2 separate regions of the Homo sapiens genome follow, and region 2 is linked to region 1. A link is a loop called in an ENCODE intact Hi-C map of the cell type or tissue named here. Cell type or tissue: dorsolateral prefrontal cortex. All regions are shown on one strand.

Region 1 (8,000 bases):
GCCGCTGCTAGAGTGGGGAAGGTGACCGGTGAGAAGGGGGTTTCAGAGGGCTCTGAGCTTAATACAGCGCATGTACGTACCCCTCCCACTCAGGAGCCCCACTGTAGCTAAAGCAGGCCCTCATTGCTCGCCTGTGGGGCTGGCTGCTCCTGGTGGTCATTCTGGCTCTCAGCCTGCCCGGAACTAGTTGGGAACAAAGACTTGCCCCTCACCCTCACCCTGGTGGCAGAACCTGTGAAGTTAGTGGAGATGGACTTTGTTCTCCAGAGTCCTCTAAGCTCTCTCCTCCCCTTCATCCCTTCCCCCAAAACCTCCTCTCCAGGCACCTACCTCACCTATCATAATGAATGGGAAAAACACTATTAAAAAATGACCTCTCTCGGGCTGGGTGACTGAGCCCTCAAGCCTGGGCAGGATGGGTACGGTGTCTCTAGAATCATCCCTGCGGCAGACAGCAGCCATCTGGCAGAGGCGCTTTCTGTCCCTCTCAAACACAACCTTGAGTGTATGCTAGAATCACCTGGGGAGCTTTTAACAACTACACTGATGGACTCAGAGATTGTTTGAATTGGTGTGGGAGGCAGTCAGGCAAGGGAATTTTTCTAAAGTTCCCCACGGTGTGCAGGCAGGAGTGAGAACCACAGGGTCTGGGTGGCACCATCATGGCGAGAATTCTAGTAAGGTAGGCAGAAGAATTTTTGGTTAGACAGAACACCTAGGCCTGCTTCTATCAATGAATCCTCAGACCAGCTCTGCAAGGAGGTTATCCCTGCTGTGCAGATGAGGAACCTGATGCCCAAAGAGCTCATCTGACTGACTTCCTCAAGGTCAGGGCCAGGACTAACCAAGTCTCCCTGACTCCAGTCCAGGCGTGGTGACTCACACCTGTAATCCCAGCACTTTGGGAGGCTGAGGCAGGCGGATTGCTTGAGGTCAGGAGTTCGAGACTAGCCTGGCCAACATGGCGAAACCCCATCTCTAGTAAAAATACAAAAATTAGGCGGGCGTGGTGGTGGGCACCTGTAATCCCAGCTACTGGGGAGGCTGAGGCACAAGAATCACTTGAGGTTGCAGTGGGTGACACCAGCCTGGGTGACAGAGCAAGACCCTGTCTGAAAAAAATAATAATAATAAAATAAAAAATAAATAAGTCTTCCCGACTCCAAAGCCCACGCTCTGTCCTCTGCCACGCTGCCTCTGTAATGCTCTGTGGACTGAGGCGGCTGCCTATCAGGGGTGGCCTCTGCCTGTTAGAAAGGGTCCAGGGCCTGCTCCCTTTCCTCTTCTGCAACTCGGGAATCACGAGGGGAGGGTTCCTCTGGTGACCTGGGCTGCTTCCCCTGTGTGGCTGCAAACAGCTGCTTACCTGGTCCTTCCTCTGGGAGAGGCGCTGGTGGCAGCAGCCATAGAGGGCCGCCACGAGGAGCAGGAATGATGCCATGCAGACGATGGTGATGATGAGGGGCATGCTGAAGCGGTCCTCGGCCTCCTCCGGTGGCCCCTGGTCCCCTAGCTTCATGTCACTGACCCCTGCCTGCATGGGAAGTGGCAGAGAACAGGCTGGGGGCATCCTCTCTCCCTCAGCCCCCGGCTTCACTGTAGAGCCCCTCCGCTTGCAGTCTGCTAGGGTCCGTGCCGCCGCCCTCTTCTACATGCAGGCACATGACGGGGTTCCTCCCCACAGAGAGAGGGGAGTAACCAGACCTCCCACAAGGGGCTTCGGAGCCACTCTGTCCCCACACTTGGGGGGCCGCTTACCTCCTTTAGTTCATCCCATTTGTCCTTCAGCCGCTCGTACACATCCTTGGCAGGGAGCTTAGCTGTGGGAGAGGGAGACGATGCCCAATGGCCCAGCCCAGAGCGAGGCAGTGGGGGACGGGGACTGCGCCCCAAGAGAGGGACGCACCGTATCTCAGTCTCCTGAGTGTCTCTCGGGTGACCTGGGAGGGGGTGTGGCTTGACAGTTCTTAGGGAACTGAAGGGGCACCACTGTGACCCACCCTCCAATGTGGCTTCTGCATGCCCCCCATTCCCACCCATGCAGGCCCCAGCCCAGGCCCCCTTGCCCTCCACTCACTGTGAATAGTGATTTCTTTGACGACCACGGTCTGACTTCCTGGAACAGATGCCAGCCGTATGCCGCACTTATCTTGGGCCGGGTTGAAGGTGGCTTTGACTGCTCGGCATATCAGTGAGATCAATTTCTCATCCGAAGCGCCCCCTGCCTATGGTGGGGAGAGCGCAGGTGACTCCGCGGGGAGCGTGACAGCAGCCTAGGCCTGTGGGGCTGCCCTCCCAGCTAAGGTCGGGACAGTGCTGTTGCTGTGCTAGAACCTGCCTCCCTCTCTAGCCCCAGCTGGTGCTCCACGCAGGCCTGCCAGGAATCAAGGGTTGCATGCTGTTCTCCTGGGCCAGTTCCTGCCTCCTCTGTCTCGTTCCCATCAGCCCGTTCTCCGCACTGTGTTTATCTGGTCTACGCTTGCACCTTTCATTCCTTTCACCCTAGTGCCTCTTTTTTCCCTCCAAGCTGTTTGCGGATTGGGGGTTGTTTTCATCTCCCTCCCTAGAACGGGCTAGAGAGGGGGCACTGCACAGCAACCCTACCCCACAGCCCGCAGGGAGACTCCAATTCCCCCTAAACTCCCATTCACCAGCCTTTCATGCCCAGTTCGGAGAAATCAGGTGGGGAGGCTGCAGCTCTCAGCAGAAGGGTCTCTACCCCCAAAGCTGAAATACATGTGCCCTTGCCCTAGGCAGAGCCTCTGGCTCTGAAGCCACGGACAGGCTGACAGGGAAGGGGCTCCACTGAGTAGGGGAACAGGTGGGATCTTGAAGCTACCCCTAGGATATCTTGGAGGGGGTCTTATTTAGCTCTAAGAACAAAGATTGTGGCTGACGTGGCTTTAGAGCTGAGGATGAGGGGAGAAGTGTGGGCAGCATGTATCCAGTCCTGCCATGCCATCTAGGGGCACCCCTCCCTGGGGCTTCTCTGACCTGATTCTGGAATAAATGACTAAGACAAAGAAAAGGACTCTAGGGATAGCTTAGCACAGAACCCATACAAACCACCCCTAAGGTTTCTACCAGAATTTCCTTAGGCTTAGTAATTCCCCACCCTGACATCAGGAAGGGATCCAGGGTTTTCCATCTTCCTTTTCTAGCAAAGGGAAAAAAAAAAAAAGTGTCTCACAACAATCACACAGCCTACCAAGCTACATCCAAAAAGAGGGTCTGAGGAAGGGCTGGGCGGGCACCTGACTGTCCCCAGAGCCCATATCATGCAATGCCTGCCTTGTCCAATAAGCCCAGCCCTAGGAGAGCACTGCTCCCTTTTAAAACTCTGGTCTAGATGTAGGCTTTTGTAAAGTTCACTTGGAAAATGCCGGCATAATGGACACCCAAAAGAAAACAACTGCAGAAAATTCAGGCAGCATTAAAGTGTTGTAAGCCCAAATTCTCCATCCTATCTATAGACACCGTGTTCAGGTCTGTTCTAGTTCTAGTTCCTAGGGGGTGGCTGCAAAAAACCGGCACTGACCGGGAGAGGGCAGCAGTGAGCCAGCCATCTCCAGCACCCGCCGCGCTCGGCAGTTATTTACTGAGTGTGCACAGCGCACACTCCCCAGACCAAAGCCTTTGGACCCATGGAGACCGGTGGCCTGAAGGCTGCTCACACACTGCTACCTCCCTCACACAGGTGTGCTCACACGCACGCTCACCACCCAGACTGGAGAAATGCTGGCAGTGGCTCCTGCATTCCTGGGCCCTTTTCTCTCCCACCCATCCCATCAGCTCCTCAGGTTAGAGGGAGAATCTCCCAGCACTGTTCGTCCATCAAGGCTCTCAGATAGTCCACAGACCAGGAAATGTGAAGCCACAGACGATTAAAGCAGACAGACTACACCTCTCATTTTCTCTTGCTTTTCTTTTCTTTCTGTAAAAACAGGGTCTTCCTATGTTTCCCAGGCTGGTCTTGAACTTCTGGCCTCAAGCAAACTTCCTGCCTCAGCTTCTCAAAGTGTTGGGATTACAGGTGTAAGCCACCACACCTGGCCTCACCTCTCATTTTCAATTGAGACATCTGAAACCCAAAGAGATCAACTCACCAAAGTCACTCCCAGAGCTAGGGGCAAACAGGAACTAGGATCAGGGTCCCTCAACTCAGCATACTGGAAATAGTCACACAGTGAAAGCCGAGGAAACCGGGGGGTGGGAGGGGGGGGTCCAGTCCTGTGGGTGTGTCCTGACTTAGAGAAGTCTTAAACCTTGGTCTGTTGCTCTGTAAGATGGGAAAGGACCACTTCCTACTAGGAAGAAATGAGGGCCGGAAAGCAAATGCACCTTAGAAAGATGTTTAAAAATGCACCTAGAAAGAACATACATTCCCTCTCCCTCCCTCAGCCCTGCTGTGAGCCTGCACCTGGCGGCTCAGATCAGCAAGCTACTCACACAGAGGGTGTTTCCTGTGAGGTTCAGGACGAGCTGCTTCTCACTCTGTGTCTGTGTCTCAAGATCCTCACACTTTGCCTGGAAGAAGCCACTGAGATTAAGGTTTGGGCTAATAGTCATGGAATCTTTGACATTTCCCCCCAACTAAGGGGTGACCCAGATAGGAAAGAGTTCACGGCAAGCTGGAGGCATGGCTGGACCCATTCCAGAGCCAGGTATGTCCTGGCTGCGTGGCTTGAGGGCAGCTCAAGCCAGGACCAGGCTAACCAGGGAGAGGGAGGAGGGAATGGGTAAGTGCTGCTCAAAGCCCCAGCCAGGGGCCCTGCGTTGGAGGAAAGAACAGAAAACCTTGTCTTAAAGCCTCTTCTACCCGAGTCTGGGTTCTCCTACTTGCCCCACCCCTGCTGGAGTTACCCAGTTACTCTCATGAGCCACAGTGGGAGAAGGTGTTTTGGGGTATCGGTGGGTAGTTGATGCTGCTGTGGGGCTGGAGCTCATGGTCTCTGGCAGGGTAGGTGTTCTCAATGCCGTTGCCGGGCTCGTGGGCTGCACTGTCTCCTGGGAGGAAGGGGCCGTAGAGCTGGCTGGCATCTGACTGGAGGTCTGTTGAGTTCTTTGCGAGATAACCGATGACGCTGTCATTGGGAAAACGAGGGTAATGAGAAAAGATGAGTGCACCCTTGCGAGAAGAGGACAATCTTTTCTTGCTCTAATAGTTTTCCCAGGTTCTTTGGTCTTACCTCCCACAGAGACGGAAGAAGTGGACTCCTATGACAAGCCAGTGGAATAACCCGGCAAAGTCACAGCAGCCGCAGCAAACGTTCACTGAGCACTTAACTTTGTGCAAGGGACTGGGTGCCTCAAAGGTACTTTCCTACTGAATCCTCACAATCCTCTGGGGAAGGAATCGGCATCATCCCTATTTCATAAACAAGGAAACTGAGGCTCCGAGGGGCTCAGTGATTTGCCCGAGTTCCTGTGCCAACAATGGCAGGGCAGGGATTCGAAGCCAGGATTATCTCAGCCGGAGCCCGCACTCCTACTGTGTGGCACCCTCCTGTGGAGCGGTGGCCTGCTGACTTCAGACCATATGCCTCTGATATGCAGCAACATCACCAGGAGCGCTCAGAAACTCTGGGTCCACAGGTCTGAGATGGGCCATGATCCTAAGGCTCTTGATCCATAGGTAGATTTTGAAATTGATTTACTAGGTTAAGACAAGCTCTTATAAATAATAAGTAAGTAAGTAAGTAAACAGGTATCGGCCGGGCATGGTGGCTCATACCTGTAATCCCAGCACTTTGGGAGGCCAAGGTGGGCAGATCACCCGAGGTCAGGAGTTCAAGACCAGCCTGGCTGACATGGTGAAACACTGTCTCTACTTGAAAAAAAAAAAAAAAAAAAAAAAAAAATTAGCTGGTGTGCTGGTGCACACCTGTAGTCCCAGCTACTCGGGAGGCTGAGGCAGGAGAATTGCTTGAACCCGGAGGTGGAGGTTGCAGTGAGCAGAGATCATGCCACCGCACTCCAGCCTGGGTGACAGAGCGAGACTCCATCTCAAAAATAAATAAATAAATAAATAAATAGGTATGAAATAGAAACTATTCCCCTCTCAGGTTCAAGCAATTCTCCTGCCTCAGCCTCCTGAGTAGCTGGGATTACAGGCGCCTGCCACCATACCCAGCTAATGTTTGTATTTTTAGTAGAGACAGGGTTTCGCCATGTTGGCCAGGCTGGTCTCGAACTCCTGACCTCAGGTGATCCACCTGTCTCGGCCTCCCAAAGTGCTGGGATTACAAGGCATGAGCCTTTTCAGAGCCATCACGCCTGGCCCTGAAAAGTTTCTTGGTGCTTGAAGAAAACCAGGCATTACTTACGTAGGGTGGTGGTCATCCCCGGGCTTGTGAAGGTGTAGCCAGGGATAGCCACAGTGCTTGAACTGCTTGAAATTTTCATAAGATGGTCATGTCCCGAGCTTGTTGGGGTGGCCACAGGATGCGTCGAAGTGGGTTGTCGGGGGCTAAGTGGACTTGTAGGGTGAGGGGTCGTCAGATGTTCTGCCTTAGTGGATGTGAGGTCTGTGGTCACACTGTGGCTGCTTTTCCCCCCAGAGTTTGTTGTATCTTCTGCTCCATTCTGGCTGCTTGTGGTGTTAGGTTTAGCTGTGGCTGTGGAGGTTGCAACTGTAGTGGTGTCTGCACTTTTTGTGCTCTTGGGGCTCTCGATGGTGGTAGTAGGGTTGCCTGAGCCGCCTCCTCTAGCCACGGTAGTGTTGACTGGGCCTGAGACTTGCTGAGCCAGGGTTGTAGTCCCCGGTGAGTCACTGGATACACCAAGGGTGGTCGCCTTGACCGAGGCCAAGATTTCGTTGGCCTTGGAAGTGGGGACTGTGCTCTGCTGGGCTGTATCTGTAGCCATGATGGTGACACTGGATGCTGGAGTCGGTGCTGTTTTGTTAGATGAGTCCGTAGTAGTCTGGGTTGCTGTTTGTAAAGATAACAGAGAATGGAGTTAGGGCTGGGAGGCTTCCTCACCACGCTTCTCCAGCTCTTCCCCAGGATTCAGAGGCCTTGCTCGCAGCCCTGCTGTCTGCCTTGCTAAAGGCCTGGGTCTTTGGTGAATCCAGAATTTTCGGAGGTTCAAGAAACCTCTTTTTTCTGTCTTTTTTTTTTCTTCTTCCTTTTTGTGGAGAATGGGGTCTTGCTATATTGCCCAGGCAGGTCTTGAACTCCTGGGCTCAAGCTATCCTCCCGCCTCTGCCTCCCTCAGAGCTGGGATTACAGGCGTGAGCCACCACGCCTGGCATGAAACCTCTAAGAGGGCAGCTTGGAGTGCAGCAGGGTCAGAAAAGCAAAATTCTGCTGAAGGCGAGCCCAGGCCAATGAGGCCCACCACACGTGGAGGCTGTCATGCATGCCCTGCCCTCCCCGTCCAGCCCCACACACATCCCCTTTAAGTTTCTCAATATGCTACCCCAGAACCAGCTGCCAGGAACACCTCTGTCTCCTCCTCCCCAGCTCCCAGGCACGTGGCCCACAGAAAATTCCACAGACTAATGCTTCCTGAACTGCCCTGGCCCTGTTCTGAGCTTAAGCAAAAAAGACATGGGCCCTGTTCTCATGGAAGTTATATCTAGGAGAAACTGATGATAAACTGAAATTACACAAATTACTATTTCAGTACTAGGTGAGCTGTGCCAAGAAAGAAAGGCCGAGTGCCCGGACTGCATGCAGCATGGTGGCTTCACCTGTCATTTCTTGAGGAAATAGGATCTGTGTCAGGCAATGGAGACACAATGGTGAACACGACACAGAGAGTCGTACCCTCAAGAAGCTAACACTCTGGTGGGGAGGCAGAGACTAACCACCTGGACAGAGCAGCCGTCAAATCTGCTTACTACACGGAGGAAGTGAGGAAGGAAATGATGCAGAGACGAGCGGGGAGGGACCATGTCGAATGAGGGAAAGAAAGGCATCTCTGCGATGATGGTTAAGCTAAGCCCTGAAGGATAGCAAGGAGAATGCTGTGTGAAGAATGGGAGGAGAAGTGTC
Region 2 (8,000 bases), 70 kb before region 1:
AAAGTGCTGGGATTACAGGCATGAGCCACTGCACCTGGCTGCAAATTGGTGTTTTAATGATATTGAATCTTTCTACACCATGAACATGGTTTAGTCTCCATTTATTTTAGTCTTCATTATCTCTCAGCACTCTTAAGAGTTTTCAGTTTAAGAGGTCTATGATATTTTCGTTAACTTGATATCAGTGTATTTTGCTTTTTGTGCTATTATAATGGAATTTAAAAATCTTTTACTTTCCATTTGTTGGCTGGTAATATAGAGAAATACAATTGGTTTGTTAATATTGCCTTTGTATCATGTCACTTTAAGTCTACTTATTTCTAATAGCTTCTTTTTTATTTCTTAGAGTATTTTAAAGAAGCAGTCATTTTTCTTCTTTCTGTTCTCTTTTCCTTCATTATTTTATTTTATTTTTTGTTTATTTGTTTGAGACAGAGTCTTTCTGTTGCCCATGCTGGAGTGCAGTGACATGATCATGGCTTGCTGCAGCCTCGACCTTCTGGGCTCAAGCAATCCTTCTACCTCAGTCTCCCCAGTAGCTGGGACCACAGGCGCGTGCCTCCATGCCCAGCTAATTTTTAAATTATGTGTAGAGATAGGATCTCTGTATGTTGAACATGCAGAGGAGTCTTGAACTCCTTAACTCAACGAATCCTCCCACCTTGGCCTCCCAAAGTGATGGGGTTACAGGCATGAGCCACCAGGCCCAGCCTTTATTTTATTTTTTAATGCCTTCCTTATTGCACTGACTTGAACTTCCAGAGCAATGTTAAATATAAGTGGTGAGAAAAGACATCCCTGTCTTGTTTCATATCTAAACAGGAGAGTGTTCAGTATGTCATCATTAAGAAAAATTAAATTTCGTACATGTTATCAGATTGAAAGTCTTTCTATTCCTATTTTGCTATGAGTTTTGATCATGAATAGGTGATGAATTTTACCAAATGCTCTTTTTACATATGTATTGATGTAATTGTGTTTTTTCTTCTTTATTCTGTTAATATGTCAGATTATCCTGATTGATTTTCAGATGTAAAATCAACTTTACATTCCTGGGATAAATACCTTTTTGTTGTAAAATATTCTTTTCATATATTGCTACTGCTGTTTGGTAATATTTTGTTAAAGATTAGTTTTGTCTATGTTCATAAGGGGTCCTAGCCATCTGTAAATGATTTCTCCACCTCTTCCCCATTTCTTCCTCCTTCTTCCCCTTCTCTTCCTTCTCCTTTGTAATATTATTTGGTTTCAGTGTTATGTTGGCCTCATAAAATAAGCTAGGAATGGAAGAGAATGTGGATAAACAGTAGAGTTTTTTTTTCCCTTGATTTTCTGAAAAATTTTGTCTAAAACTGATACCATTTTTTCCTTAAGTGCTTGATATAATTTACCAGTGTAGATATGTGGGCAATTATGAATTCAGTTTTTCAGTATGTGTAATTCCTTCAGATTTTCCTCTTTCATCTCATGTCATCTTGGTAAGTTAGGTTTTTTAACAAATTATGTCTGTTTTATCTACATTGTCAGATTTTACCTATGTTTTTGATAGTATTCTCTCTCTTTTCATTTCTAGGAAGTCTGTAGTGTTAATCTTGCTTTCATTTCTGGTACTGGCAATTTGTATTTTCCCTCCCTTTGTAAAAAATTAGTCTGCCAGTGGTTTATAATTCTATCAGTCTTTCAAAGAACCAACTTTGTTAATTTTCTCTATTTTTTTTCATGTTTTCTATTCTATTGATTTATCTTTATTTCTTTTTTCTTGGCATATAACTTGGTCATCATTTTAATATTATTTGTGCTAATTTAGTTGAAGCAAGAAGTTCTATTATTCTCTTATTAAAATTTCAAGTTTTACACTCTATGCATTATGGCATAGATTTATTATATGTTACTCCGTCTTTGTTTTTGAGATTATTTATGGAGGCAATCCTTTCTTAAATCAAATTTTCACCTTATTTGCTGAAGATATTCTTTGACAAAAAATATTTTAAAATAAGTTTGAAAATAATTAGTGTGAATATTAAAGTGTACATTCACATCAACTTCATTGTCAAAATACTGTTCTTCCTGCCTAATATTCCTTCATTTCACTTAATTAATACTGCTAGATTACTCTTCTTAGAATACTGCCTTTTTATGTTATATCTTGCTTTAGAAACCACCAGTAGTTCTTTATTGCCTACAAGATCATAAATTGTCTCCTCTGTCAGTCATTCATCAGGCTTTCTGTGTCCACTTTATACATCAATTCTGTTATTTCTGCAGGAAGAACTCTTCATCTCAGTCATAACTGCATAGACTGTATTAACAAGTATATTTTTGCCTTTGTTTTTCTTCTAGAAAAAATAATCTGAAATTGTGAAAGAGCCCAGTTTTTGGCTCTGGTACACAAGGGCGTAGATTTGCTATCTTACTTCCTAGTTTTGTGACGGTGGACTCTGTGAAATGGTGATAATATTTCCATATGGGGTTGTTATAAGGATTAAATGGAACACACACATACACAGTAATAGTGTAAACAGAACTTGGGAGTTGTTTAACAAACATTAGTTTCCTTTCCTTTCCCCCTTTCAGCTAATTAAACCCTATGCAATTGAAGTTCTTTTTCCCCGATGAACCCTTTTGACTATACTACAATATTTTTTATGTTTTATTGGGTCCTGTGATACAAGTGATACCAGCTAATTAATTTATTGATAATATACTGTTCTTAATATTATTCCCTATTTATTTACTGTAGCTGTGCTATTTATTCAATCAGGAAAATTAATTTTGCAATGTAAAGGATGGATAAAGAAGTGATAGACTTGGATTCTTATTAGTTTCTGTCACTAGCTTATTAAAGGTATCATCCTGGTCTTATATTTCCTTGCTAGGCTTGTATTTTCTCCTCTTTAAAAGGAGAAAACTAGAGATTTTATTTTTTTTATTTTTTATTTTTATTATACTCTTAAGTTCTAGGGTACCTGTGCACAATGTGAAGGTTTGATAGATAGGTATACATGTGCCATGTTGGTTTGCTGCACCCATCAACTCATCATTTACATTAGGTATTTCTCCTAATGCTATCCCTCCCCCTGACCCCCACCCCTCGACAGTCCCTGGTGTGTGATGTTCCCTGCCCTGTGTCCAAGTGATTAAACTAGAGATTTTATTGATGTTTCTTCTAATTTTGAAATTCACTGATTCTAAATATTCTTGGAGTACCTCTTTTGTGCTAGATTCTGATGAGAAATACAAAAATGTTCATAAAGACCAAACATGTCTTAAAGTAGATTGTCATGTAATAGAGAATTGAACTCTGCACAAATGACTAAAATGCAGTGCAGTATATGGTAGAAACCGTATAGATGTTATAAACAGAGTGCCATAAGCTGCAGTGTAGTTCATCTCATCTTTCCTGGTAGATTTTAAGCATTTCTAAGGTAAGATTTCTGTCTCCTACTGCTTACTGCTTTTGCTTTCCTTTAGAGAGTTAAGCCTAGTGTTGGACTCATATTGGTTGACTTGATGTGAGTTTCTGAGAAACCTTTTAATGAAAGGTAATAAAAAATGACGTTTAATTTTTCTATTATTTGTTCTTTGATTTTTTTTTGCTCTTTATTTGTTTATTTATTTATTTTCTCTCTCTCTCTACAGAATGGTCCTAGTGCCAGATCGTGTCATAAAATGTGCATTGATATTCAACGGAGGCAAATCTACACATTGGGGCGTTACTTGGATTCCTCTGTGAGGAACAGCAAATCTCTGAAAAGTGACTTCTATCGTTATGACATTGATACAAACACATGGATGTTACTAAGTGAGGATACTGCTGCTGATGGAGGGCCGAAATTGGTGTTTGATCATCAGGTTTGATGCACAGTTAAATATATGATGGAATTAATCAGTGCTTAGTGATTCTTGCAATTAGAGTTTATGTTAGATGTTATGCTGAGTTGTCCAGTAGTGCTTTCCATGACAAATATCTATTGACAGTAATAATTGTTGTTTCAGTAGGTATAAAGTTATTCTTTAAATTTTTTTCTCTTGTTTGTTGCAGGGTAGAATATGAAGATCTCAGGACATAGACTGTTGATTTATAGAAACTTTAGCGAGTAGATGGAGCAATATTAGGAAAAACAAATTTAGTTTTATAATACATATGCATAAATCAACAATAACAACTTACCCTTTTAATTATATTTCTTATTCTACATTCCTGTGAGAAATGGAAATCACTTTATAATGAACTAGGTGAAATCTAGAGCTTTTCTTCCAGTTAGAGTGAAATATATTTTGTTTTGTTTATAGTCACAAAATTGTATAAACCTAGAGGGGAATTTGACATACTAGATTAAACTCAGCACCAATAGAAATTATACAATAATGTTGTAGACTAGAAGACTGAACATAGCCTCATTGTAAGCCATTTTAATATTAATATACATGTAGCTCTCATTAGCCCCATCATTGTCATTATCATTGTTACCTGTCTTTGAATACTTATTCCATACAAATTCAATGTAGGTCAAAAAAGACAGTAACCATTTTGAATTCCATAAGCAAGTTTTTACCTGGCTCAACCCATGTCCAAAGTTTTTTTTGATGTATTGAGGAGAAAAAGACTTCAAAAATCTATAACTCTGTATTGATGAACATAAATTATCTAGTATTTGGGAAATGGGAGGTGGTGCTAGAATTATGACAAAACTTAAGTGAGACCTAAAATCTTATCTAGGACATAGAACCCAGGGTCTTTATTTATTGTGTCTTTATAGATTTTTGTTAATTATTTGCTTTTAAACTATCCTATTGCCATATTTCTATTAACATATAATTGTTATAGGAGAATGGTAAGGAGAGGAAGAGTGAGTTATGCCTGTGAAGTTAAGTGGTAGGTAGAAAATCAAAACTAGTATTCTTGGAAATACTCCCCAGCTTAAATTTGGAACTTCTGTTGGCTCTATTTAACTGAGCTCCACAGAGCTATGCACATCCCTGCTGACACCCTCAATGTTCTTCACGTGGAAAATAAGCATGCCAAGAAAAGTTAGGCTGGTTCTGATCTTTTAAAAACATCAGCAGATAATATTGTTAGGGAACAATTTATTCTCTTGTTCCCAAATGGTTACGTATTTCTTTTACAAAAGATGCTGATGTCTTTTTTTTTTTACAGGTTGAAAAAAGAATAGCTTAGGAGTAGCACATAGAGAGTTCTTGTGTGTGGCCTTTGTTTCTCTTGACTTTTATAAAATAGGATGTTTCTTGAAAGCTGGGTGCTGTTAAATAATGCATGGTTTTCAACTGGTTAGATGGTACAGCAGAACACTGGGGGTGAAGAAACAAGGATTTCAGTACTAATTCAGCCAACAACTATCCCTGTAATAGTGAGCAAGTAATCTGTATAATCCTGCATTTGCTATTCTATTTCATACAAATAAAGCTATAAGTTAGAACTTACACTTGTAGTGTTTATGACACTCCAAAAATAGCTTGTGGTGTTCATGACAATTTAGGATTTAACACAATGTTCAAATTTGATAAAAATATGAGAAAGCTATACGATACAAACATGCTTAAAAGCTATTTGCCATTTTTAATTTTAACATATTTAAAAAATAAAATTTAAAGACATCTGGATTTCTTAAGAACATAGTGGCGGTTTAGTTCTCAAGCTTTCCTTGATGTTGCTTTGTGTGGTTTTCCAGGAATAATGGTAATCAAGCAAAAAGATTTAAACACACACACACACACACACACACACACACACACACACACACACACACACACAGTCTCTCTCTCTCAGCAAAACCAAGAGCTAGAGTAAACCTATAACTCCCAATGCCTTGTAAGTTTAGCCAGAAACAACTAAAATACTCAGAACTTTTGTTGAAGCCCACAACAGTATAATAGGGAGACCTGGGAAAGCAAAGGGAGCCTAGCAGTTGTATGTCACAGTGAGAAGTGTCAGGGACAGGGCACAAATTGCACCCAGGGCAGCCACTAGAAGAATCAGTGAATTAACATGTGTAAAGTACCCAGAAATATCCAGAGGTGATATGTGTCAGAAAGCATTATTTTGTAAAAGTGAAGGAAACACAGTGGGAATGATGGCTCCTTTTGCAATGGCCAGTAAGAAACCTGGGGAGCTCAAAGCTTGAGATCAGCCCTGTAAGCCAGATGAGAGTCATAGAATTAGAGAAGGTATGGCTTCACCGGAAGTGCCATATTTTGAAGGAGCCATTCAATTCAGTAGCAACAGAGGAAGGAGTTCTTGAGCGAGAACATCCACCTTCTATAGAAATCCTCTGTGAAGTTATCTGGTCCAGGGAAATTCAACTCAATTACATATGAAAAACTAAAAAGCAATAAATAACAAAGCTTTAGAGAGACATTCTAAAGAAAAACAATAAAAAGAAAAATAACAATAAATGAAAGTTATATCCCAGTACATTACCCCTTTCAGAAATGAAGACTTATCTACAAAGAGCGTAAAGAAGAATAGGTAATGATCATATAGCATAGGAATAAGATAAAACAAAGAGGTAAAAATGATTAACCAGGGAAGGTAGGCAGAGGAGAGCCAACATATATATATATAACTGGAGACTTTAAAGAAGAAAGCCAAAACAATGGAAAAAACAAATATTTATCAATTGAATTCAGGAACATTTTCCTGAAGAAAGATTTTACTCCGCATGTCAAATGGGCATACTATATTCAGAAAAAGTTGACCCAAATACTTAACTCTAAGACATATATTAATAACACTGACTATAAAAGATAAGAGATCATTTTATAGCAAGTAGACAAAATGATCAAGTCACCTATAAGAGAACTAAAATGAGACTGGTATCAGATTTCTCTACATCTACTTTCAGTGCCAAGAGATAATAGAGCAACATCTAGAAGACATTCAAGAAAAGACAGTATGAGCCAAGAATTTTATATCTAGCCAAACTGTCCTTCAAGTATAATCAGTTTTTGTGGAAATTACTAGAAAATGGAAAGTGAGCTAGCCAAGAAGTAGCAGGAAAAACTTCAGTTGAAGAATTGAAGATCTCAGCTCATTGATATTCTCACTGGGTCATGAGGCATTTTTGGAGGTTTGTAGAAGGGAGGGTGGTAGGTTGGACAACATTGGATACTTAGAAGCCTTTATAGCAATATCTTCAAATTTTGTGAGGAGAAGATTATTTTGAACCCAGCCAAACCCTTACCAATCTTGTATTCCTGTGATGAGTAAAATAAAGTCATTTTCAGGTTCAAAAAATAATTTTTCCCAGGAAAATAAGTGGTTATCCACTATTTTGATTTTAAAAATTAAATATCTAACTCCTGACATAATAAATGAATAGTCTTTAAACTTTTGGCTTTAAAGATTTTTTTAAGTCTTTGATGGAAAAGACATTATCACACAGAGTTTAATAAGTTTACTAGCTTTTCAGAAATTTTTTCGGAGAGTAAAAATGACAAAACAAATCAAAAGCGTGGAAATCGAATATTAAAAGGTTTCTTGGTTTAAACTGGTATGCTAGGAAGAACTACCAAGATAAAGATGTTTATACTTCAGCCCTGCAAACAAATGAGAATAAACCACATCAAAATTAAGCTTGAATATTCTCAAAAAGAAAGAAACTCTTTGTAGCCATACGAAGTAGAAAGGTAGGGGGTTGGTAACAAAGATTGGCCATTAGTATGAATCTGTGAGTTAATAAAAAATGGAAATAGACTCATTTAATGTGAGTCCCTAAAGATTTTCAGCATAGTTCCCAGATATTTGGAGTGATTGAGTCTGAAGTACTTCAGAAACGGAAATGTGACCCAGCTCCAGTGGAGCCCTCAACGGAGGCAGTGGATGGGGCCAAACTGAGTTGTTTTCAGCAGTGTGCTGATTTTAACTGTATGATCATTTTAAAAAATAGGAATACTTCCAGACATCTTTGTTTTTCAACCATGTTTACCAAGATTTCACCCTTGGGGAATAGATTTTCATCTTAATTTATGGAAGTCTTTGA

Evidence for each region. Hi-C counts contacts between places; a loop is a spot of excess contacts. Peaks named below come from ENCODE experiments on the same cell type or tissue, not always from the same donor. Only the 100,000 strongest peaks of a DNase experiment are listed, where the experiment ranks them.
Region 2: a loop joins it to region 1, with 4 times the contacts of the local background. A loop is called at or near these places in 3 of 110 quality-filtered maps.

The regions. Positions count from the first base shown.
Region 1 is chr7:131,504,502-131,512,501 of GRCh38, forward strand. It overlaps PODXL (podocalyxin like), which reads right to left. Exons shown (of 9, transcript NM_001018111.3): 2 at 6,327-6,932; 3 at 5,735-5,830; 4 at 4,864-5,084; 5 at 4,450-4,527; 6 at 2,078-2,225; 7 at 1,759-1,820; 8 at 1,367-1,534; 9 at 1-7. Among named protein-coding and RNA genes, the nearest start is that of PODXL, 48 kb to the right of the region's middle. RefSeq lists an enhancer at 1,158-2,072 and a silencer at 3,613-3,672. In dorsolateral prefrontal cortex, CTCF peaks have their summits at 3,555 (motif pointing right) and 3,755; a DNase peak (open chromatin) is centred at 3,560; H3K4me3 peaks cover 576 bases; H3K27ac peaks cover 480 bases.
Region 2 is chr7:131,434,146-131,442,145 of GRCh38, forward strand. It overlaps MKLN1 (muskelin 1), which reads left to right. Exons shown (of 18, transcript NM_013255.5): 10 at 3,640-3,852. Among named protein-coding and RNA genes, the nearest start is that of MKLN1, 110 kb to the left of the region's middle. RefSeq lists an enhancer at 4,856-5,357. In dorsolateral prefrontal cortex, no CTCF peak of the experiment used is centred here; no DNase peak of the experiment used is centred here; H3K27ac peaks cover 540 bases.